Linked DNA regions of Homo sapiens: all the other regions are linked to region 3. Evidence: chromatin loops called from intact Hi-C (ENCODE). Cell type or tissue: PC-3. All regions are shown on one strand.

Evidence for each region. Peaks named below come from ENCODE experiments on the same cell type or tissue, not always from the same donor. Only the 100,000 strongest peaks of a DNase experiment are listed, where the experiment ranks them.
Region 1: a loop joins it to region 3, with 10 times the contacts of the local background. A loop is called at or near these places in 71 of 110 quality-filtered maps.
Region 2: it touches region 3 in a loop (10-fold over the local background); 10 of 110 quality-filtered maps call a loop at or near these places.

Annotation. Positions count from the first base shown.
Region 1 is chr1:233,438,911-233,446,910 of GRCh38, forward strand. No RefSeq gene overlaps it. Among named protein-coding and RNA genes, the nearest start is that of MAP3K21, 120 kb to the left of the region's middle. In PC-3, a CTCF peak has its summit at 2,124; DNase peaks (open chromatin) are centred at 2,151, 3,701 and 4,351; H3K27ac peaks cover 2,402 bases.
Region 2 is chr1:234,062,183-234,070,182 of GRCh38, forward strand. All of the region lies in intron 2 of SLC35F3 (solute carrier family 35 member F3), which reads left to right. Among named protein-coding and RNA genes, the nearest start is that of SLC35F3, 160 kb to the left of the region's middle. In PC-3, CTCF peaks have their summits at 3,844 (motif pointing left), 4,051 and 7,832 (motif pointing left); DNase peaks (open chromatin) are centred at 259, 3,809 and 5,599; H3K27ac peaks cover 5,942 bases.
Region 3 is chr1:233,787,012-233,795,011 of GRCh38, forward strand. No RefSeq gene overlaps it. Among named protein-coding and RNA genes, the nearest start is that of SLC35F3, 110 kb to the right of the region's middle. In PC-3, a CTCF peak has its summit at 4,270 (motif pointing left); DNase peaks (open chromatin) are centred at 1,910 and 4,280; H3K27ac peaks cover 843 bases.

The DNA.
Region 1 (8,000 bases), 350 kb before region 3:
GTTTCTGTGTGTAGATGGCTCAACCTGTTGCTGAACACACAGCAGGTGATTTAAGGACAATTACTGATGTCATGCGTTCCTCTTATCTTTTCCTCCACAAAACTCTAGTCTCTATCACAAGCAGAATGGACCTCAAGCTCCTTAATTTGACCTTCTAGACTGGCCTCTTCTGACCTTACCTTTGTTTCTTTAATGTCCTTGGAGAGCGTCATGTGTAAAAGCCTCATCTTCCAGGAGTCCTTCTCTACCAGATAAGGGATGAGAAGGTATCATTTCCTCTCAGAATCTCAGCACCTCTGGATCTGCACGTTCTCCAGTGCCCTCATGGGTGGGAAACATGGCTATATATATATATTTTGAGACAAGGTCTCACTCTGTTGCCCAGGCTGGAGTGCAGTGATGCAATCATGGCTCACTGCAGCCTTAACATCCTGAGATCAAGTGATCCTCTCACCTCAGCCTCTCGAGTAGCTGGTTCTACAGGAATGTGCCACCACACCTGGCTAATTAAAAAATTTTTTTTTGTAGAGATGGGGTCTCACTATATTGCCCAGGCTGGTCTCAAACTCCTAAGCTCAAGTGATGCTCCCACCTCAGCCTCCCAAAGTGTTAGGATTACAGGCGTGAGCCACCATGCCGGGCCAGGGCTGTATTTTAAGTACAGTCTCATTTTACTACAGTTAACTTTTCTTTTTAAAAATATGTATATTCCATCTATTACCTGCCATGCCTAAGTAGAAGCTACACATCTCAGGAAGCAGCTCACAGGCCCATGAACATTGAAGAGCTCTGTCCTTGCCTTCTGAGCACAGCTGCCAGAAAGGGGAGGGAAAAGAGAAGAAATTCAGTGTCCTATTTTTTGGGATTCTGAAGAAAAATTCCTGGGAAACCCACTTAATGCTGAATATTCTTGGAAAGGGCATCAATGAGTCATATTCACAACATCTGAAGAAAAACTGTTCCGTGAATCCAAAGAATGTACAAGTTGGTCAGAAGGCAAAAGAAAATAAGCATCTAATTTTCACAGATGCTTCATCGGGATGTGTTCCCAGGGGAAATTCCTGGGATTGGACCTGGGCACAATGGGCCATACGTGGTTTGTTTTATTTTTGTGTGTGCTTTTTGTTTGTTTCTTGGGACAGAATCTTGTTCTGTTGCCCATGCTGGAGTGCAGTGGTGCAGTCATAGCTCATTGTAAACTTAAATTCCCGGGCTTAAGCGATTCTCCAGCCTCAGCCTCCGGAGTAACTAGGACTACAGGCATGAGCCACCACACCTGACCAGTTTTTTAAAATTTTTTATAGAGATAGGGTCTCACTATGTTGCCCAGGCTGATCTCCAAGTCCTGGCCTCAAGCGATCCTCCTGCCTCGGCCTCCCAAAGCACTGGGATTACACGTGTGAGCCACTGCACCTGGCCTGTTTTATGTACGTTTTTACTTCCCGACTTTCCACTTCTGTCTCAGAGAACCTGAAAACCAACATTGGCTTAATATCTTTGTTCCCACAAGAAAGAAGCTAATAAATGAGTCTCGGTTGTTTAGGGATTTAAAGCTAAGTCAAGCTTTAAATGGTAGTGGTCTTGCTGGGCACGGTGGCTCATGCCTGTAATCCTAGCACTTTGGGAGGCTGAGGCAGGTGGATTATTTGAGATCAGGAGTTCAAGACCAGCCTGGCCAGCATGGTGAAACCCCATCTCTACTAAAAATACAAAAATTAGCCGGGCAGTAGTGGTGTGCACCTGTAATCCCAGCTACTAGGGAGGCTGAGGCAGGAGAATTGCTTGAGCCTGGGAGGCAGAGGTTGCAGTGAACTGAGATTGCGCCACTGCACTTCAGTCAGGGCGACAGAGTGAGACCCTGTCTCAAAAAAAAAAAAAAAAAGGGTAGTGGTCCTAACAGTAACCCCTACACCCTTTTCCATACGCACACAGGTTGCTTGATGTCTGATCTCAGGGATAAAGACTGTGGACAAAGGCAACTCTAACCCTCTAACTCTTCTCTCTCTCCTTCTCTTTCCTTGAAAAGCAGCTAAACCTTTCTCACTGCTCTGATAACTCACATAACTCCGATAACAGAGAAATTGGGTTTTTCCGAAACCAAGACTTTTAGATGTGGTCTATAGATGTCGCTGTTGGACTCATCTTAGCGGGTTTCTCTGCTTAAATGCAAGGTTTCCTGTGCTTCCTTGAAACAAGAGTTGTGGAAGGAATGGCGCCTTTGGCCTCAAGGCTAAGAGCTCTGCTGAATGCTTGCTTCGGAAAGGCTTTTCTCGGGAGGCTGACGTGAGCTTGTGATGAAGGCAAGAATTAGGTTTCTTTCAGTCCATGCTTCCTTAATTTAAAACAAGCTTGGCCCCTGCTGAACTTTCTGGTCTCTCACCCTCTGGGGCTAGAGGAATTACTGTGCAGTTCTCTTAATATGGAAGACCCTCTCTTGCCTCTAGGCCTTCGCCCCTGCTGTTCTCTCTGTGGGGCACCCCTCCTTCCTTTCCCCTGGATGACTCTTGATTGTCTTTTAGTACAAGTGCTCAAAGTATGGTGCACACACCAGCTGCTGGCCAGGACCCTTTGTTACTGGTTTACGACAAGATGAGCTTGTGTCAGAACCTAAGTGAACTAAATCTCTAAGCAGACCATTTATTTCAGTTCGTTCTCTTTTTTAGTGAGATTCTCTTGAAGAAGGAAGCAGTGTACTGATTTACGTTTTGACACAAGCTCTTGTCACAGCCTGGCACTTTCAGTGAGTCTGCCTTAGTACAGGGCTGAAACACTCTCCTCTGGGAAACCTTGCCCAGTCCTCCCTCGACCCTTCCACCTTGACTATGTTTGTACCCTCATCAAAACACCTGGCACACGGTTTTGGTAACTGTCTGTTTTCCCAAGGAGTTTAGAAGCATCTTTACATCATGGGTCAATTAGCTGCTGAATGGGCGGATGAATACATTTTCAATATCTTAAATTCAGATAATTTATTTAGTATAGGGTGAGAATTGTTCATGTTTTATGCAGTTTTGAATATTGTACTGTCTTCCTAATGTGGTAAAACTGGAGTCAGGTTTCTGAGATAGAATAGAGGTAGTTCTTTAAATTCATAACCCTTTCCACAAATACCATACAGAAGCTGGAAGGTTAAATCACGTTCACTTGAAAAGGAGACACCTACTTATTACCACCATTTTAAGTTGTAAATATGGTTGAACGTGGTGTCCAGGATGCTGGCTGTCTTATCCTAGTTCTTGGCTCTCTCCCATCTGTCTGCCTAGCTCAGCCAATTCTTCCCTCAGGGCTGTGAAAGGAGGTTAAGCGGGAGCAGAGGTTTTATCCTCCCTTAATGTTTCCAGAACATTCCTGGTTTCTTACTAAAGCCTGGATTTCCTTAAAAAAATCTGGAGTTTTGGGGGATGTACCAGGGACTTGCCAGAAGCTATCATTTCAAGAATGTGTTTGCTTTTCCCATTTTTTCCTTCCCTTGCTGGTGATAAGCCCCCCCGCTTCTCTAAGACAGTAGGTCACCCCGAGCCCCAGGTTTCAGAATGGTAACACACTCACTACCCGTTCTGTCAAAGCAGTATCTCCCCACCAAAACCAAAGTGGGTGAAAGAACATGAAAACTCCCCAAGAGAAAAACATCCATGGCTATAAAGAGGTCCTGATTCATCACATTCCTTAACCTCTGTCTCTTCACACAAATCTACGTGCTCATTTCTTCCTCCATGCTGTGTATATTCATCCAAATACTGTGTACGTGTCCATGTGCATGTGCCAGAATGCTTTAGATAAATACTACAGGTGCAGCCACAAAAATTGTTTTAATATTAACTCTCACTATCCCTGACCCTGGTTCACTACTAAGCATTTTTTTTTTTTTTTTTTCTTTTTTTTGAGGCAGGGTCTCACTCTGTCGCCCAGGCTGGAGCACAGTGGCGTGATCTTGGCTCACTGCAAGCTCCACCTCCCAGGTTCATGCCATTCTCCCGCCTCGGCCTCCCAAGTAGCTGGGACTACAGGTGCCCACCACCACGCCAGGCTAATTTTTTGTATTTTTAGTAGAGACAGGGTTTCACTGTGTTAGCCAGGATGGTCTCGATCTCCTGACCTTGTGATCCACCCGCCTTGGACTCCCAAAGTGCTGGGATTACAGGTGTGAGCCACCGCACCTGGCCACTACTAAGCATTTTAAGGCTAAAATAATCAGAAGAAAACTTGAGATGGTTGCTCTAGCATGTTAAGTGCTTCCTGGGTGGTGTTTCACTCTGCATTACATGACTAATTCAATAAATTTAATTTTCTATTCCAAGTTCCTCAGAGGAAACTCGCTTTCCTTCAGAATCAGCCTTCCAGCCAGGAGGATCCTGGATTAAAGTCAAAAATATGACTCAGTTGTTGGCAGCCTTTGAACTATTGCCAGAGGAGACTTTCATTAGCAACAATTATACAAATCTGACATTTACAAAGGGATTCAAAAATGCATAAAGTAGTTCCATTTCTATGACTTCACCTGATCCTTCAAAAGAGCATACATTTTCATCATTTTAAGAATGAAGAATTTGAGGCTCAGAGATTTCAGGTATTTAGCCCCAAATCTCACAGACAGTAAGTGGCTAGTCAGGACTTAATGGCACACATGCTGACTCTGGTTCTGGTGTCTTCCTCCCATGCCTTTGGCCTAGTGAAAGGCCATGAGAGGCAGCCTCCAGAAAGCCTCTGGGAGCCAATGAGGAGCAAATACCATGCTCATGACAGATGACCTCAACCTGTCCTTTCTTCCCCAGTCAGCCAGGGTGGATTGAAAGAAACTAGCTCCCCTAGGCTGCAAGGGCAGTGTCTGATAAATGTCACTACCATGGGCCTGGTGGGCCTTGACATGCACCTGCTTCTCCGGAGCCTAAGCAGCTCTCCGGGGATAGGCCAGAGCACCTGCACCAGCTAAGGCCAAGTCCAAAGCAGCTCTGTCTCTACAGCCTTCCTTTTCTTCCAATGACTAGGATAACAAAATGTGACAAACAATTACTTCCAATTGTCACTTGTCTTTAGTGTACAAGATGAGTTTAAGGATTTGGAGATGAGACTGGGAGCAGCGGAGACTTAATCACACTTTTTTTTTCTTTTTCGTTTTTTTTTTTTGTTTTTTGAGATGGGGCCTCACTCTGTTACCCAGGCTGGAGTGTAGTGGTGCCATCTTGGCTCAGTGCAGCCGCAATGCCCTGGGCTCAGGTGATTCTCCCACCTCAGCCTCCTGAGTAGCTGGGACTACAGTCACGTGCCACCATGCCTGGCTCATTTGTTGCATTTTTAGTGGAGACAGGGTTTTGCTATGTTACCCAGGTTAGTCTTGAACGCCTGGACTCAAGTAATCTGCCAGCCTCAGCCTCCCAGAGTACTGGGATTACAGGCATGAGCCACTACATCTGGCCTTAATCACACATTTGAAAAGTTCTGTGGCTACTATTAAAAACTCAAACAACAACAGATGCTGGTGAGGTTGCAGAGAAAAGGGAACACTTATACACTGATGGTGGAAATATACATTAATTCAGCCACTGTGGAAAGCAGTGTGGAGATTTCTCAAAGAATTCAGAACTGCAATTCAACTTGGTAATGCCATTACTGGATATATATTCAAAGGAAAATAAATTGCTCTCCCAAAAAGACACAACCACTCATATGTTTATTGCAGCACTATTTACAATAGCAAAGACATGGAACCAATCAGAAGCCCATCAGTGGTGGACTGGATAAAGAAAATGTGGTGCATATACACCATGGAATACTATGCAGCCATAAAAAGGAATAAAATCATGTCCTCTGTAGTAACATAGATCCAACTGGAAGCCATTATCCTAAGCAAATTAATGCAGGAATCGAAAACCAAATGTACTGCATGTTCTCACTTATAACTGGGAGCTAAACGTTGAATAGACATGGAAATAAAGACGGCAAAAATATCACTGGGGACTGCTTGAGAGAAGAGGGTGGGAGGCCTGCAAGCAATGAAAAACTACTGGGTACTATGCTCACTACCTGGGGGATGGGATCATTCATACACTAAGCCTCAGTGACACACAATTTACCCATGTAACAAATCTGCATATGTACCCCTGGAACCTAAATTATAAGTAGAAGAAGAAAAAAATTTCTATACTTTCACTTAGAAACGATATGTCTTTGTTATAATTTCCTGTGGAGCTCAGGATTAGCAGCTGAAATTTTCTTAGAATTAAATATACAGATTATGAGTTCTCCATTAACCTTGTCAGTTGGAGGTAATTTCACTGGAGCTATAACACAGCTGAAAAATATTACATCTTTCAACATGGAAAAAAAAAGTCTGGAAAAGTCTACTGAAAATTTCATTTGATTTCACAGAATTTGCTTGTGAAGGTTTCGGTGAAAAGGAAACATAATTACAATTAACATCTGAAAATCGCTTATCATTGTGCTTGCCCAAACTACACGGATTTCTGTCTGAAGCTCTGGAAACCGAATGTTTTTTAAATAATGCGTTTGCTGAAAATGGATAAGGATAAAAGCTTTTGTTTCCCGTTGTGTTTTGATTGATTAGATTCCCAACTGTTGGAAGATTTCAAAATTAGTTTTAGACAGTAGCTGGACCAGCCCATTTCCCTCCCTCTAGGGCAACAGAGGCAAGAGCAGAACTCTCTGCTGTCAGTCCTTTGGCCTCAGGGAGAGTTCAAATACACAGTCTGCAGGAAATAGGGGTCAAAATCAAAATCAAAAACAGGTGGAAATGGAAAATAATTTAATTCTAAGAAGATTTCAGCTACTAATATTGAACTTGGTAGAAAATTAGAACAAAGGGATAGTTTGTAAATGAAAGTGTTAGATTAGGTAGTTAGGCAGACATTTGCAAGACAGGAGAGGGCCTCCCCAGGAATGTCAGGCAACCATCAAGAGATGGTCAGCTGGTTGTTAAACTGTCTGTCTGAAATGATAATTGGTCACAGCCAGCTCCAGAGGAAGACGGTCTCCCAATAGATAGAAAACACCTCAAGATGGTGACCAACAACTTTTTGATAATATCTCAAGAGTTGGGTAATCAGGCCCATCCATGCACGCTAAGAGGCAAAATGGTGGATGTATGACCTTCCTCTGAGGGCATTCCACCAGTAAAGGAAAATCGCCCCTAGAAAGCATACATACAACCTCAGTAAATGCAGTACGCATGCAGTCACCATCCCGAGTGCTGACTGACACTGCGCATGTGGCAGTTGAGTGACAACACACCTGAAGGGAAGAATGACAGGAGTAGAAAAGAAAACCATGAAACCATGCCAATGTACCAAACCCCAAGCCAAGGGCTGAATGGGGCCCTTGGATCTCAAGTTGCCTGCTTGACCCTCTTCCAAATGTACTTTGCTTCCTTTCACTCCTGCTCTAAAACTTTTTAATAAACTCTCACTCCTGCTCCAAAACTTGCCTTGGTGTCTCCCTCTGTCTTAAACCTACTTTTGCCACTTAGCCGAATTCCCTCCTCTGAGGAGGCAAGGATCAAGTTTGCTGCAGGCTCACATGGATTTGCCACTGGTCACAAAAGTACAGCAAGTATAGAAAAATGAGAGACTAAAAGGAAAAATAAGAGGTCCAAACCACAAAGTCAGCAGTCACTGAGGGCAGGAGATTTCCTGCTTCAGCCAGAAGGGTCTGTTTTATGTGTGAGTCTCTCATCTTTATCATTCTGCCACGTGAAGTCACCACTGTAGGAAGGGACAGATGATGGTAATGAAATGGGAAAGATTCCACTGTCCCCCTCATAGGGCCTGCGATGGGGGAGTGGCTTAGTTCTTCAGTGCCCCACTGCACAAACTTCTAGGGGGGCATACAGATGGGCAGGCTGTGGGGCTCCGACCCCACAGCAGTGTCTAGGGGTGAATGCTTACAGCTTCTGAGGCCCCAATGGGCGTGTGTTGCAGGGTGCTTTTTCAGTTTGCCATCTATAGGGAGCTTATGTTAATCAGCTCAATTAGACCTTGTACCTTGTT
Region 2 (8,000 bases), 280 kb after region 3:
AGTGAGGTTTATTTTCCTCTTGTTCTTTCTCGTTATAGCTCCATTGCCTGAAGTTTCTGATGTTATTCTTTGGTGGTAAGGCCTTGGGTATACCCTGAGTCACCCTAGGATGACAGTGGTGTTGGCAAAGCTATCTTTGACTTTTTCTTTCCCTGGTCACACCTAGTTATTAAACTCCACTACGCACAAACTGGTTATGTCCTGGGGGCATAAATTGTTCTACAGACTATTCAATCTATTGTGGCTCTTTTGAATAGTTTTCAGGTCAATGTTTGAGATTCATGTGGAACCCCGGAGGGCTCCTCCCAGCTGTCTCCTTCCTTGGACCTCTCTGACAAACTAGTAAGCCTAAAGTTGTCTTTTACCACAATATCAGCTGGTTTTGATTGTGCCCTTAGGCCTGAACTTTTCCTGGCTCTGTTGCAAATGAAGTCAATTTCTTTAGGAAATAATTAAGAGATTTCTGTTTTCTGTTCTTTTCTTTCATCCATGAGCAAAATCTTTTTTTTTTTTTTGAGACGGAGCCTTGCTCTGTCGCCCAGGCTGGAGTACAGTGGCGCAATCTCCTTTCCCTGCAAGCTCTGCCCCCTGGGTTCATGCCATTCTCCTGCCTCAGTCTCCCTGAGTAGCTGGGACTACAGGTGCCCACCACGCCTGGCTAATTTTTTTTTTTTTTTTTTGTATTTTTAGTAGAGACGTGGTTTCACCGTGTTCACCGGGATGGTCTCGAACTCCTGACCTTGTGATCCGCCCGCCTCGGCCTCCCAAAGTGCTGGGATTACAGGTGTGAGCCACCATGCCCGGCCTAGCAAAATCTCTTAATCAAGGTTCTGTGTGTGGAGAAAATGACATGCTTCTCTCTGAGTTTAACCCCCACTTCAGGATCTGAGCAAGAGCAAGCACCATCAGGGTCCTAGGATTCCTATTAGTGTCCTGCCCAAAGTAGAGCCTCCGTCCTGTTCCCGGACCAAATTGAGGGTTGGGCTGCTCTTTCTCATGGCCCAGTGAGGAGTTACAGATGAACTGGGGAGGAAGAGAGCTTTTATTTCTGCAACCAGTTACAGAAGGCCTGGAAATTATCACCAGACCAACTCAAAATTACAAAAATTTCCAGAGCTTATATACCTTCTAAGCTATATGTCTATGTGTAAGTGTGAATGCATCTAAAGACATAAGTGATTAACTTCTTTTAATCTATAACTAAGGTCTGAGTCCTGAAGACCTTCCTCTGGAGCCTCAGTAAATTTACTTAATCTAAATGGGTACAGGTGCTGGGGTGATTACCCCTATCTTGTCTCCTGCTAAACTACAGAGGTTTGGGGAGTTCCTTCAGACCTCCAATAAGCTTGTTTATGGAGGCCTGGGGAGTTTCTTCAGATCCCCCCAATAAAACTTGTTTAATCCTAAATGGGTCCTGTTAACAATTCCTTTGTTATTTTGTCATGTTTTAAGGCCTAGGAAAGACCTAGGCAAAACTCTTGGTGGGCTTTTGTCATATTTCAGCCTTGGTATAAGGGCACTGGCTTTTGTTTAGCTTTTAATATTTAACTTAACCACTCAGTCAATACTGAAACAGTTGTTATGGAGGCCTGAATTACTGAGACCCAGCCTGCCACAATCCCAGCATGGAGGACTAGGCAGAAAAAGGGAGCATCCACTTTTTGGCATTCACCTAGAACTTGGCCTCATCAACAGGTAGCTAGGAACGATCTGAGACCTGCCAATGGCCGCTTCTTCTGTGAAGATAGTCCTACATGTGGGATCTGAGGGTCCAGATAGTCCTGTATTGTTAACTGCACCTGGAATGAAATCTCCATCTCACTGAACTGTTTGTTTTTATAATTTCACCATTTTCACTGGGAAGCATGTCTGTGGAGCCCCTCCTGGTGTCATGCTGGAAGTAGATATCTAAACATTTGGATTTTTTGGTGGGGGGGACTGTTTCCTTTGTCTGTTTTATACTTTTGCTTTCATAGCCCTAGATCCCCTCCATTGCCTTGTGATCCTTGATCACATCTGAGAAAGGACTGTGTGTTTCCCTTGAATTTATTTTTCTGTTTTCCAGCTATGTGTCTTGCGTGTGATCCTTTTGACTGGGAAATGGGCTGCTAGGCTTTTGATCTCCAAATGTTAGAATAAGAAGGACTTTATTCTATGGTTAATTTAATATTTAAGAGACCAAAATATATCTTATTATAATTTTCATTTATTTATCAGGGTTATAGAAAATTCCTCTAAAACCTTTTACCATTCTTTTTAGGATTCAGTGGAGTCACCAGAATTCCACTCCAACTCTGTAAGCAAGATGTTTTCCTAGATGTTTTCCTCCAGCAGGTTTCGGCTGTCACATAACACAACTGGAGATGCTACCCCCAGGGTCCTGTGGCTCACCCTGACACAATCACATGCAATCTCTTTCTTTATAGTTGTTGTGCTGTGGCTAATTGTGCTCATTTTATGTAATTAATTCCGCAGGATTTTAATGTGTGCTATTAAATCAAGTTAAAACATGATAATTGTTTGATTTAACTGCCTTAGAACACTGCGTTCAAATAGATCCCAGGGTAGACCAGAGGTAGTTCAGGCATCATAGTACCTAGGGCCATAAATTGTTACTAAAGTTTCTTATCCTCTAACAGCAACCCAGGAAAGTAAGGAACTCTAGTGCATTTACACCTGTCTGTATAGGAAGCAGATATTGAAAGCCGGCCAGAATAGGATATTCTGAAGGGTCATGATCAAAGTACTGAAGACTATTTTCTTTTATAAGAGGTAAAAAGAAGACAGCGAAAAATAGTGCCAGTTGCCTTAAGTAACCTGGTTATAACAAAACATGGAGCATGACTATGATAAGAGAAAGAACAGTTGGTGTGCATCTGGGAAGTTTTTACTGTATGCTTACAGTGCTCATGGTTCTAAGTGTGGAAAGGGAGACTGTGAAAAGTGATGTGAGATCTACTGATCAAACACTTTTTTTTTTTTTGAGACAAAGTCTCGCTCTGTCTCCAGACTGGAGTGCAGTAGCACAATCTCGGCTTACTGCAACTTCGGCCTCCTGGGTTCAAGGGATTCTCCTGCCTCAGCCTCCTGAGTAGCTGGGACTACAGACGCGTGCCACCACGCCCGGCTAATTTTTTGTATTTTTTAGTAGAAACGCGGTTTCACCGTGTTAGCCAGGCTGTTCTGGACTTCCTGATCTCGTGACTCGCCCACCTCAGCCTCCCAAAGTGCTGGTATTACAGGCGTGAGCCACCGCGCCAGGCCCAAACTCTTATTTTTTAAAATAAATTGGCTTCTGGTTTGACATTTTTGTTTTCAGGTCTAGGGAGATTTAGGACTTAAGAATACAAGATTTACTTTTATACATATATCCTTTTACTATTGTTGTGTTTAAAATAAAATTTCTATATCACAATATATGAGTCTGCCACGAGCGCTATGAGAAAAATAGATCATGTCCCACTTTGGTGGGCATGTGATGTTAGTAAAGACTTAAAAACAGTATGTATGACCTTTTGAAAATAAAACATTTCTTGGTTGACTACACCTTAACCACAGTAATTTCTTGAAACTATATGAGCACAACATTTATTTACAAAATTAACTATTTTTCTAGAACGAGTTTAGATGAGTGTACTTCCATTTAAGAAAATAAAATGAATTACAATTAGGATTAAAACAATAAACTAATACAGTAAAAACTTGCCATACATGAGGTCCAGAAATTTCAGTTGCGTTAAACACGGGGTGACGTTGTCGTGAGGTCAGTGAATGACTTGAGGGCCCTTCGCTGGTCCGGAGGCAAGAGCCAAATCGGTTCCATCCCGGTTGCATCTTGGCGCCACCTGGTGGCACGATTCTGCTCTGGTATCCGTATCAATGGGAATGGTTTGGGGTCCAGTAGCTCGCTGGAGAAAAAATAATTATCATTATTATATTAGGAATTCCAAGGAATTCCAGTTTCCACAGTTCTTTTTGTGAAGACTGATGAAGAGAAGCACTGAGTTACTAGGACCGTGGTTTTTTTCTTTGGCTGCCCGTTGCTCAAGCCTTTTGTCAGCACAGCAGCTGAAGTCAGGTGAGGTCCCTCCTCTGCTATAGCGATTCCCATCTTACTCCCAGGAGAAATCTCCAAGGCCCTCAGATCTTCTCTTCCCCCACATCCTCCCCACCTCTCTGGCCTCATCTAGTACCACTTTCTCCTTGCTCATTCTGCCCCAACTACGCTGGCCTCATTGCTGTTTCTGGATCCCACCAGGGTGGTTAGCTGGAACTCCAGGCTGCAGCGGTGAGTCCAGGTTTCCTCATGGTTTTTAAGCAATCCATGGAGGTAGGAATGGGAGGACGCCAGGAAGGCCATGTGCTTCTTACCTATGGAAATAGGGTTGCCTTCCATTATGCTCCTGGTCTCTTCCTCTTCACTTCCCACTACCTTCTCCTTCCCAAAGATAAAAAGGGTTGCCCCTGCCCTACTTCTCAAATAGAAGTTGGACGAGGGCAAAGAATAGAAGCCAACCTCTCTCTCTGTCTCTCTCTCTCTTTCCCTCCCTCCCTTTCTCTCTCTTTCTCTCCCTCTCTCTCTCTTTCCTTCCCTCTCTCTCTCTCTTTCTCTCCCTTTGTCTCTCTCTGTCTCTGTCCCTCTCTCTCCCACACACACACACACACACACACACACACACACACACACACACACAATTATATTAAAATCTCTGTTATTGCAAGCTGTTTTTGTACCCACTTTCTGCAGTTCATTAGGGAATACATAATTCCATGACTTCATTTGCGTATGAATAAAGCTAGTCACTTAAAGGATCAAACATTTTTACAAATAACTCTTATAATAAATAACTTTCTTAAATGTGTACTGTTCTACTCTGCTTTCTTAGTTCTGATTTGTCAAAGTTTATCACCACAATCATCATTTGTTATATCCCATTTTAATAAGGACATAAGTATATTGCAGAGGCAATTGTGATTTTTTTTTCTACCTACACACTGCAAATGACAACTGATTTGAGGCTTTTTGAGATCTCAACTTAGGGGTTTATATTTGCCTCAATTATTTTCCTATTTCTGAAGATTTCAACGGCTATTGTCGCTACCTTTAGCATACTCGCCTCTAGTAACCAATGTCTATTGACAATTCTAACTTACTATATTAGGATAATATCCCATGGGCTAAAAAGCCAAATAAAAATTTTATTAGAAAATATCAAACACCGGTCCGTGGTCTCTGAGCAAGGGTGTGGTGGATCATTTGCAGCATGACCTCCGCATATCCTCTCCTTATGTCCGCATCCGTGAGTGGTCTTCTTGACTCTGACTCTGGGCTTGATCAGCTGACTTGCTTAGCCTAAGAAGCAACTTTTGAGCCCTGAAATCTGGGGGCCTTACAGCTTCTTTTCTCAGAACCCTGAGACTACCTGGCGAAGAAGCTTGGGTTGTCCTCCTGGAGGATAAGAAATCACGTGGCAAAGAGAGTCCCAGCCAATAGCCAGCACCACCACACATGTGAGTGAGGACATTTGATACCACCTAGCCCGAGCTGAGCCTCCAGATGACTGCAGCTGCATGCATGACCCCTGGCAAAACCAGCAGAACTGCTTGACTGAGTCCAGTCCTGATTGTTCATTCACAGAGTGAGGAGCAAATGAAGGGGTCATGGGTCATGGTGGTGGTGATTTGTTACACAGGAAAGGGTAATTCATGCACAAGGCCTCTGCCATTTACCTTCAAATAAAGTAGCTGGGTTTGGTGAAGACCTCTGAAATATCTGTTTGGCCTCCAGAGGTGGGCTTTACTTATTCCAAAATTCTGGGCTTGGTTTCAGGTAACCGAGAGCCTTCCAACTAAATGCCATTTACTCACATTATGAAAACCTCATGGCTCTCCTAGAGATGTTTAAGCAATTTAAGGATAATGAACCACTTATGAGATTGGAAGGGAGACAGATAAGCTTAAAAGTGTTAGGAGCCTCTGCCAACCGAAACTCCATCAGAAATGAAAATGAAGTGTCTCTAAATGTGTTAAGAAAGTGACTGTAAACGTGGGATTCAATGCGAAAAATTCCACGCACCTCAAACTTTCAGAAATAGTGAATGCACTCTGTCCCTGCCTTTTGGTTTATGGCTTCCTCTTGAAACTCCTGTATTAAGAAAACTTCAACAACTGCTGTCAGCCAGATGCAGTCAAGGGTGCTGTGAAAGGTGCAAAGGTAAGTTAGCCCTGACTCTCATCTGATTCACAGTCTGTAACAGAAGACTCACATGCTAACAGCTACAAGAAGCAGCTCAGCCTCCCAAGTAGCTGGGACTACAGGCGCGTGCCACCATGCCTTAGCTATGAGAGAAGCCATCATAGAACCCATAATTGCTGTCCCTGAAACAGAAGTAGGCACAAATAGGAACTATAATAGAAGTAGGAACAAAGTACAGTAGGAGCAGGAATAGCCAGTAATCTGGGAGTCAGAGAGGTGTGTGTGTGAGCAAGCATGTGTGTGTGCATGTGTGCATGCAGTAAGAGGCAAGAGTGCAGACCACGTAGGCCTTGCAGACCGCTGTAAATGCTTGGCTTTTGTTCCTTGTGAGACAGGAATAAAGAAATGTCCAAGCAGAGGAGTGACAGGATAAGATTTGAGACATTATATATATATATATATATATATATATATATATGGCATATTTATATATATTTTACATATTTTTTATATTTATATATTATATATATTTTTATATGTAATATATTATATATAAAATTATATAATTTTACTACATATAATATATAAAATTATATAATTTTACTACATATAATATATAAAATTATATAATTTTACTATATATAATATATAAAATTATATAATTTTATATATAATATATATTATAATATATATTATATGCAATATATATTATATATTATATTATAATATATTGTATATTTTTGTATATAAAATATATAATATATAATATATTTATAGACAATAATATATAATATAATATATAAAATTTTATATATAAATACATATTTATATATTATATTATATATAATTTTATATAAAAATATATAATATATATATAAAATACATTTTTTTTTTTTTGAGAGGGAGTCTTGCTCTGTCACCCAGGCTGGAGTGCAGTGGTGCAATCTCAGCTCATTGCAACCTCCACCTCCCAGGTTCAAGTGATTCTCCTGGCTCAGCCTCCTAAGTAGCTGGGACTACAGGCATGTGCCACCACACCTGGCTAACTTTATATTTTCAGTAGAGACGGAGTTTCACCGTGTTAGCCAGGATGGTCTTGATCTTCTGATCTCATGATCCACCCGCCTCAGCCTCCCAAAGTACTGGGATTACCGGCATGAGCCACCGCACCCGGCTGAGATTTATATTTTGAAAGCATCTCTCTGTCTGCAGTGCTAAGAGCCAAAAGGTGGAGAACAAGTTGCCAGAACTTACGAGTCTTCTTAGGCCTCACTCACAGGCTCATGGGAGCCCAGCCTCCCCCAGGGTCCTCAGAACAGGGGTCCCAAAGTCCCTGAGGTAGTCCTCTCTTGGCTACCACCCCGGCACTCTTAACACAGTCTTGCATTTGCCTGCCATTTCTGTTGCTCTTCCTGTAGCTCAGACATTCTCCCCTTGTCCCTGATGGGCACCATGCTCAGTTGTGTCTTGATTTCATTGCCACCAGTCTCGTACTGCCCAGACTGTGCTACATTCTGGCTGCCAGCTTCTGTGTGCCTGGAGGATACCCTTCATTCTTACTTGAGCTGGCCTTGGTTATACAGGAATGGAGACAGCACCACCTTGTGCTCTAATCTCATACAGAGCTTTCAAACCCAAATCTTCTTCCAACCACCTCCTCCACCAGGAAGTTGGTTTAAATGGCTGGAAAGAACGTGCAGAGCCAAAGAAGCCTGAGCAGCACATACTCTGCGGGATTCAAGGCCATCCTTTCTGCCCATTCTAAACTGACCTTGCTCCTTAGAGCCCTGTACAAACACAGCAT
Region 3 (8,000 bases):
TCTTTGATATGGAATAGAAATCACACTTTATTCTTTCAAAGTTTTTAGCTAAGTCTCCCCGCTCTTCTTCCCTATTCCCTTATGTACACACACACACACACACACACACACACACACACACATTTTAGTTCAGCCCTTTTTTCTTTTCATTTGTCTCCTTTCCCCTTCAACACCTTCATCCTACCACATCCACGTATGTGTGAACCCCATTCTTCCCACCCAGATCACCTATGTTGACAACAGAGTTTGAATCCTTCAATACTTTAGTGTAATGAGAACACTTGGACATAGGGTGGGGAACACCACACACCAAGGCCTGTTGTGGGGTAGGGGGAGCGGGGAGGGATAGCATTAGAAGACATACCTAATGTAAGTGACGAGTTAATGGGTGCAGCACACCAACATGGCGCATGTATACATATGTAACAAACCTGCACGTTGTACACATGTACCCTAGAACTTAAAAGCATAATAAAAAAATTTTTAGTGTAAATATTTTATATATTCCAAATTTTCCTTCAAAAATTTAAAACCAATTCACTATCTTACCAATAATGTATTAAGATGACCATTTCAGGCCAGGCACAGTGGCTAATGCCTGTAATCCCAGCACTTTGGGATGCTGAGGCAGGAGGATGGCTTGAGCCTAGGAGTTTGAGACTAGCCTGGGCAACATAGTGAGACTCCATTTCTACAAAAAATAAAAATAAAAACTTAGCTGAACATACTGGCACGTGCCTGCAGTCCCAGCTACTTGGGAGGCTGAGGTGGGAGAACCACATGAGCCCAGGAGGTTGAGGCTGCAGTGAACCGTGATCATGCAACTGCACTCCAGCCTGGGCAACAGAGCAAGACCCTCTCACACACACACACAAAAGATGACCATTTCACTGGGTATTATATTTCAATTGGAGCTTCTTTTATTACTAGTGAGCTAGTCAGTTCAAACATTTTTTAGGTCATTCGTTACTTATATAACTCTTTTTGTTTTTTAAACAAATGTTCTATTCTTGCTTTGTTGCCTGCTTTCTTTTTTGTATTGGGAGACATTTATTTTTCTTATTAATTTACAAAAGTATCAAATAGGGTGCAAATGTTGTTTCTCAGTTTTTTTTGCATACATTTAAAGTTTGACTACTTTTTTTTTGAGATGGAGTTTTGCTCTTGTTGCCCATGCTGGAGTGCAATGGCACGATCTCAGCTAATTGCAACCTCTGCCTCCTGGGTTGAGGCGATTCTCCTGCCTCAGCCTCCCTAGTAGCTGGGATTGTAGGCACCTGCCACCATGCCCAGATAATTTTTGTATTTTTAGTAGAGATGGGGTTTCACCATGTTGGCCAGGCTGGTCTCGAACTCCTGACCTTACGTGATCTGTTCACCTCAGCCTCCCAAAGTGCTGGGATTACAGGTGTGAGCCACTGTGCCCAGTGACTACTTTTTTAACATAGAAAATTTACTTAACTTTTCATTAACTTTATTGATCTTTATGTTCATGCTTCCTTTATTGTAAGATTACACAAATGTGTATATTTATGCTTTCTTATAGTTTCATTATTTAATGGTTAAATATTGGCCCATCTAGAAATTCAATTTTTTAAACTGTATGAGGTAGGGGTATAGTTTTATATTATACAAATGTATATACTTTCCCTAAGAGTTAAGCAGTTGCCCTGGGTTCAAATATTGATTAGTTTTCTTTTCCCAACTCTTCTCTTTCAACTTTGAAGATTTATTTCATTATGTTATCTTTGAATTGGCTATTAGTACTCATAATTGAGTAATTTAAGTCATATGTAATATTATACTTCCCCATACAAGATTCAAGTTCTAGAGAATGATTTAGACTAAGATGTGGAGGTCTTCTTTGTTTAGACAGAATGACTCATATAACTTTTCTCCAATTAAATACCAATAAAGCCAGAGTCTGTCAAACCAGTGGTTGATTCATTTCAATTTTTGAAAGTTACTCCAAGAAATAGCTTATGAAAGACTGTAGGAATGCCTCTTTATTACACACTTCTGCTAAGTTGTTGTCCTTTTTTGACACATCTTTAAGTATCTAGCAATAATACATTAAATCCATGCGATTTTTGTGCGTGTTTCTTAAATCCTCTGCACCTCAGTTTCTTCATTTGTAAAACTGGGATAATAAGAAATAAGAATACTGGCTGGGTACATGGCTCATGCCTATGATCCCAGCACTTTGGGAGGCTGAGGCAGGAGGATTGCTTGAGCACAGGAGTTCCAGAACAGCCTGGGCAACACAGCAAGACCCTGTGTCAACAAAAATTACAAAAATTAGCTGGGTGTGGTGGTGTGTGCCTGTGATCTCTGCTGCTCAGGAGGCTGAGGTGGGAGGATCACTTGAGCCTGGGAGGTTGAGGTTGCAGTGAGCCGTGATGGGATTGTGCCACTGCACTGCAGCCTGGGAAACACAGAGAGACCCTGTCTCAAAAAAAGGAAGGAAGGAAGGAAGGAGAAAGAAAACTGACCTTCTCTGTTTGTGAGTCTAACACTCACAAACACATATTTGTTTGTGAAACATAGAAAAGTAAATTTTCTATGTTAAAAAAGTAGTCACTGGGCACAGTGGCTCACACCTGTAATCCCAGCACTTTGGGAGGCTGAGGTGAACAGATCACGTAAGGTCAGGAGTTCGAGACCAGCCTGGCCAACATGGTGAAACCCCATCTCTACTAAAAATACAAAAATTATCTGGGCATGGTGGCAGGTGCCTACAATCCCAGCTACTAGGGAGGCTGAGGCAGGAGAATCGCCTCAACCCAGGAGGCAGAGGTTGCAATTAGCCGAGATCGTGCCATTGCACTCCAGCATGGGCAACAAGAGCAAAACTCCATCTCAATTTTGTGAGGTTTGTGAGGCTTTAATATGCATAAAGCCTCCAGTACTGAGTCTGTGGTTTGCTATTACTATTATGAATGCTATCCAATGTCAAACTTACCTAGAAGTTCATTCTGCTACTGAAGACCTCTGTAATCTTTTGCTCAACTCTCTGTCCCCATTATCCTAAGTTACCTGTGATTTCCTCAAGGTACTTTTTCCCTCACATCTCAGCACTATGGATACACTGCTCCCTTTGCCGAGAATTCCCCACCCCACCTCTTCCGACCACCCCCATCTCCCCTGATCCCCACCTTGCAGTCAGCCTTCAGGACTCAGCTCAGGCCTTAGCTTCCCCCAAGAGTCACAGTGCCTCCTACCCCAGCAAAAGTTATGTATCTCTCTTTCATGATTCCTCAGCAGTCTGTACTTTCTTCTATCAGGACATTCATTCATTTGTTCACTCATTCATTCATTTAACAAACACTTACTGAGTGGCTCCCACATACCAGACACTGAATTATCTGTCTGCCTGCCCCTGAAGAGCGTCTTATCCAACTGGCATATAGTCTGCACTTTGTAAGTGATGGCTAAACGAAAAAATGCCTTCCCAAAGAGGTACTGCCCCTAAAATGGACTTTCTGGGCTCCTTTTTTAAACCATCAAGATCCTTTTAGGGAATTCTAACATACTCTGCAGTCTAATTTGAGTATAAAAAAAGAGGGATCCTCCTTAGTAGAAAATAGACGAGAAAGTGATAACATAACCTGGACATTCTATTTTCTTCCTGGGAGAAAAAAATTACTTATCAATTTCACCAAATTAGTGTAGATGGTATTTCCTAGGAACCTATTGTTTAAAAACAAACAAACAAAAGGCTTCCCTGCTGCTGCTCTCACTGGAAAACTCTTTCCGGTTGTTAGACTTCAGGAGATGTTTCCTGGTTGCTGATCTGACAAGAGACATCAGAAAGAACCGCATCAATCAGAGAGTTTGTGTCCTGCTCTACACACACACATACATTCACACCTCCCTTTCTCTACTACGCTTCTCTCCAAAGGTGCTTGCTGGATTCCACATCAGAATCCATACCCCCACCCCCACCCCAGGAAAGGGTAATTGGACACATTGCCCTTCTTGAGGCCTGTGTGTCTCTGGATGCTCTGCCCTAAAACTCCTTAACCGGATGATACAGCCCTGTATCATCTTGCTGTCAGCTCTTGATGTGCCCTGGAATTTCCAGGAATGAAGGGCACTCCGATGGAGAGTGATGTCCTTCGAGTCCTGTGACCTAGTTCTTTTCCAGTTCACTCAGTATTTTTGCAGAACAGGTGCCAAGATGGATGCATGCTATGTCCTCCCCAGTCAAATTGTGAGCATCTTCGAAGATGCCAAGTGCTGAGAACAGGGTATGTTAGCTAACTTGTGCTCCCTCTAGTGGCACTGCAGGAGCATAACACAGATGTTCAGATAATGCCATAGGGGATGACAGCTATTCCGCATCCTAGTGAGTAAGGATGGACATGCTTTAAATGGCCAGTTATTTAAGATTTCAGAGTCAATGGTAGGAAAACCATACCATGTCATTTAACAGTAAAAACAGTCAAATTTGGAGTTCAACTTTCTTGGATTTTTTTTAAAATTATTTCACTTTTTAAAAATAGAGGTCACAATTTGAACATAATATAAATGGGAATGCAAAATTCTAATTTATGCCCTTGGGTCTGAGTTGGTCATTGATCCAGAATAGAGGATAATATAACATGCTTATGTCACGTGCTTTTGAACTAAGTGCAACAAGGCAGAAGTAAGTGGTAATTTTCAGCATTCAAACAAAGTGAATGCACATCACGTGTGAATGGAGATGTTGAAATGTGTGTTCTGTCCAACCTGGCACTAAAGTTCTGCATAAGGCTTTTGATGTTTTGTGTCTCTCCCTCCACATACCAGATGCTGCAGAATCCACATTGCCTCCAAGGCAGCCCAGCCATGTGTCCTTGATGCTTCACGAACAATCATAAATTAGCAAAGCCAGCAGTGGCTCCCGTGACATAAGGTGGCACACTTTATGGGCTCTGCCCTCCTCGCTTCAGTGTTATTTATTCAGCTCCATATACTGTGCACCGCTTGCTCCTTTTATTACTCAGCAGAGATTTGTAAATACATAAACTCTTCCCCAAGCCATTTTCTGAAACAGATGACTGGCCGAGTGGCATGTCCTTTGTCAGAGTTTGCGCAGTGCTCACACTGCCTTGACAACAGCCACATTTCCTTATGTTCTAAGTCCTTCCTTAAATGTCTTGTGCAGGGGTCAGTCTTTTAAGATACTTTCTAAGGACTCGAGTCATGTAATTGGTCAAATGCATTGGGATATGTGACCAGATAACCAAAATGCATTTCTTAAAATCAAGCAAAACAAACAAACAAAAACAAACAAACAAAAACACTCCAACCAATAATAACAACAACAAAAGCAGTTTTTAGAAATTGGACGTAAGGGCCAGGCGCAGTGGCTCAAACCTGTAATCCCAGCACTTTGGGAGGCCAAGGCGGGTGGATCACAAGGTTAGGAGATCGAAACCATCTGGCCAACATGGTGAAACCCCGTCTCTACAAAAATATAAAAATTAGCTAGGCATGGTGGCGCTTGCCTGTAATCCCAGCTACTCAAGAGGCTGAGGCAGGAGAATCACTTTTACCTGGGAGGCAGAGATTGCAGTGAGCCCAGATCGTGCCACAGCACTCCAGCCTGGTGACAGAGCGAGACTCTGTCTCAAAAAAAAAAAAAAAAAAAAAAAAAAAAGAAAGAAAAAAAGAAAAGAAAAAAGAAACTGGACATAAGACAGAGTGCCAGGGAGGGACAGTTCAGTGCAGATAAAAGGACACTGGCAGTCTGGATGAGAGGCCCTGTCTTCGTAAGTCCTGAAATGCTCAGAGCAGAACCCCTTTCCCCACCTGGTGACTCCAGAGCTCCCACACTCAGCCCTTCTCTAACGCAGGAAGTAAAATTAGGTCCGAACAGAAGACAGTGAGAGTTGCTTTATCTAACTATTCATCTTGTTCTCAGCCAGCTTCTCCTGCCCTCCAACATTCACCTCCAATGTTGTTTCTGTTTTTTCTGTAAACTTTGTTGGGGACATCGGGGACTGAGAGAGCCCAGGCACAGTCTAGGGAGTCCTAAGTCTATGGAAATGTTATAAAATTTGTTAAAAGCTTTTATTTACAAAGAGTCAGTGACCTCAGTAATTTCACAAAATATTTTGACAAAAAAAAAAAATAAAAACCCAAACTGGTGTCATTTTGTACAAGAGAAAGTTTTAGACTCACTTGGTTATGTTCTAAGACTTTCTAGGATCAGTGGTGTCAGTGCTCTCATATTCAAACCCATACATGAAGGTACTGAAGGAACATATCTCAAAATAATAAAAGCCACCTATGACAAACCCACAGCCAACATCATAGTGAACGGGCAAAAGCTGGAAGAATTCCCCTTGAAAATTGGCACAAAAAATATGTCCTCACTCACCACTCCTATTCAACATAGTATTGGAAGTCCTGGTCAGGGCAATCAGGCAAGAGAAAGAACTAAAGACATCTAAGTGGAAAGAGAGGGAGTCAAACTATTCCTGTTTGCAGATGACATGATCCTATATCTAGAAAACCCCATAGTCTCAGCCCAAGAGCTTCTTAAGCTGATGAACAACTTCAGCAAAGTCTCAGGATACTAAACCAATGTGCAGAAATCACTAACATTCCCATACACCAACAATAGTCAAGCCGAGAGCCAGATAAGTAATGCAATCCCATTCACAATTGCCACAAAAAGAACAAATAACTAGAAATACAGCTAACCAGGGAGGTAAAAGATTTCTAGGAGAACTACAAAACACTGCTCAAAGAAACCAGAGATGACACAAACAAATGGAAATACATTTCATGCTCACAGATAGGAAGAATCAATATCTTAGAAATAGCCATACAGCCCAAAGCAATTAATAAATTCAATGCTATTCTTATAAAACTATCATTGAGATTCTTCACAGAAGTAGAAAAAACTATTTTAAAATTCATATGGAACCAAAAAAAAAGACCCCAAATAGCCAAGGCAATACTAAGGAAAAAGAACAAAGCTAGAGGCATCACCTTAGTGAACTTCAAACTATATTACAGGGCTACAGTAAATAAAACAGCATGTACTGGTAGAAGAACAGATACATTGACCAATGGAATAGAATAGGGAATCCATAAATGAGGCCACACACCTACAACTATTTGATCTGACAAAAACAAGCAATGGGGAAAGGATTCCCTATTCAATAAATGGTGCTGGGATAGCTGGCTAGCCACATGTAGAAGATTGAAACTGCACCCCTTCCTCACACCATATACAAAAATTAACTCAAGATGAAATATAGACTTAAATGTAAAACCAAAATTTAAAAACCCTGTAAGACAATCTAGGCAATACCATCCAGGGCATAGGAATGGGCAAAGATTTCATGACGAAGATGCCAAAAGCAATTGCAACAAAAGCAAAATTTGACAAATGGGATCTAATTAAACTGAAGAGCCTCTGCACAGCAAATGAAACTATCAGCAGATTAAAAAGACAACCTACAGAATGGGAGGAAATTTTTGCAAACTATGCATCTGACAAAGGTCTAATATCCAGCATCTAGAAGGAACTTAAACAAATTTACAAGAAAAAAAAACAACCTCATTAAAAAGTGGGCAAAGGATATGAACGAACACTTTTCAAAAGAAGACATACATGTGGCCAACAAGCATATGAAGAAAAGTTCAACATCACTGATCATTAGAGAAATGCAAATCAAAATCACAATGAGATACCATCTCACACCAGTCAGAATGGCAATTATTAAAAAGTAAATAAAACAACAGATGCTGGTGAGGTTGCAGAGAAAAAGGAATGCTTATTTACTGTTGTTTGGAGTGTAAATTAGTTCAACCATTGTGGAAGACAGTGTGGCAATTCCTCAAAGGCCTAAAGACAGAAATACCATTTGGCCCAGCAATCCCATTACTGGGTATATACCCAAAGAAATATAAATCATTCTGTCGTAAAAACACATGCGTGCATATGTTCATTGCAGCACTATTCACAATAGCAAAGACAGAATCAATATAAATGCCCATCA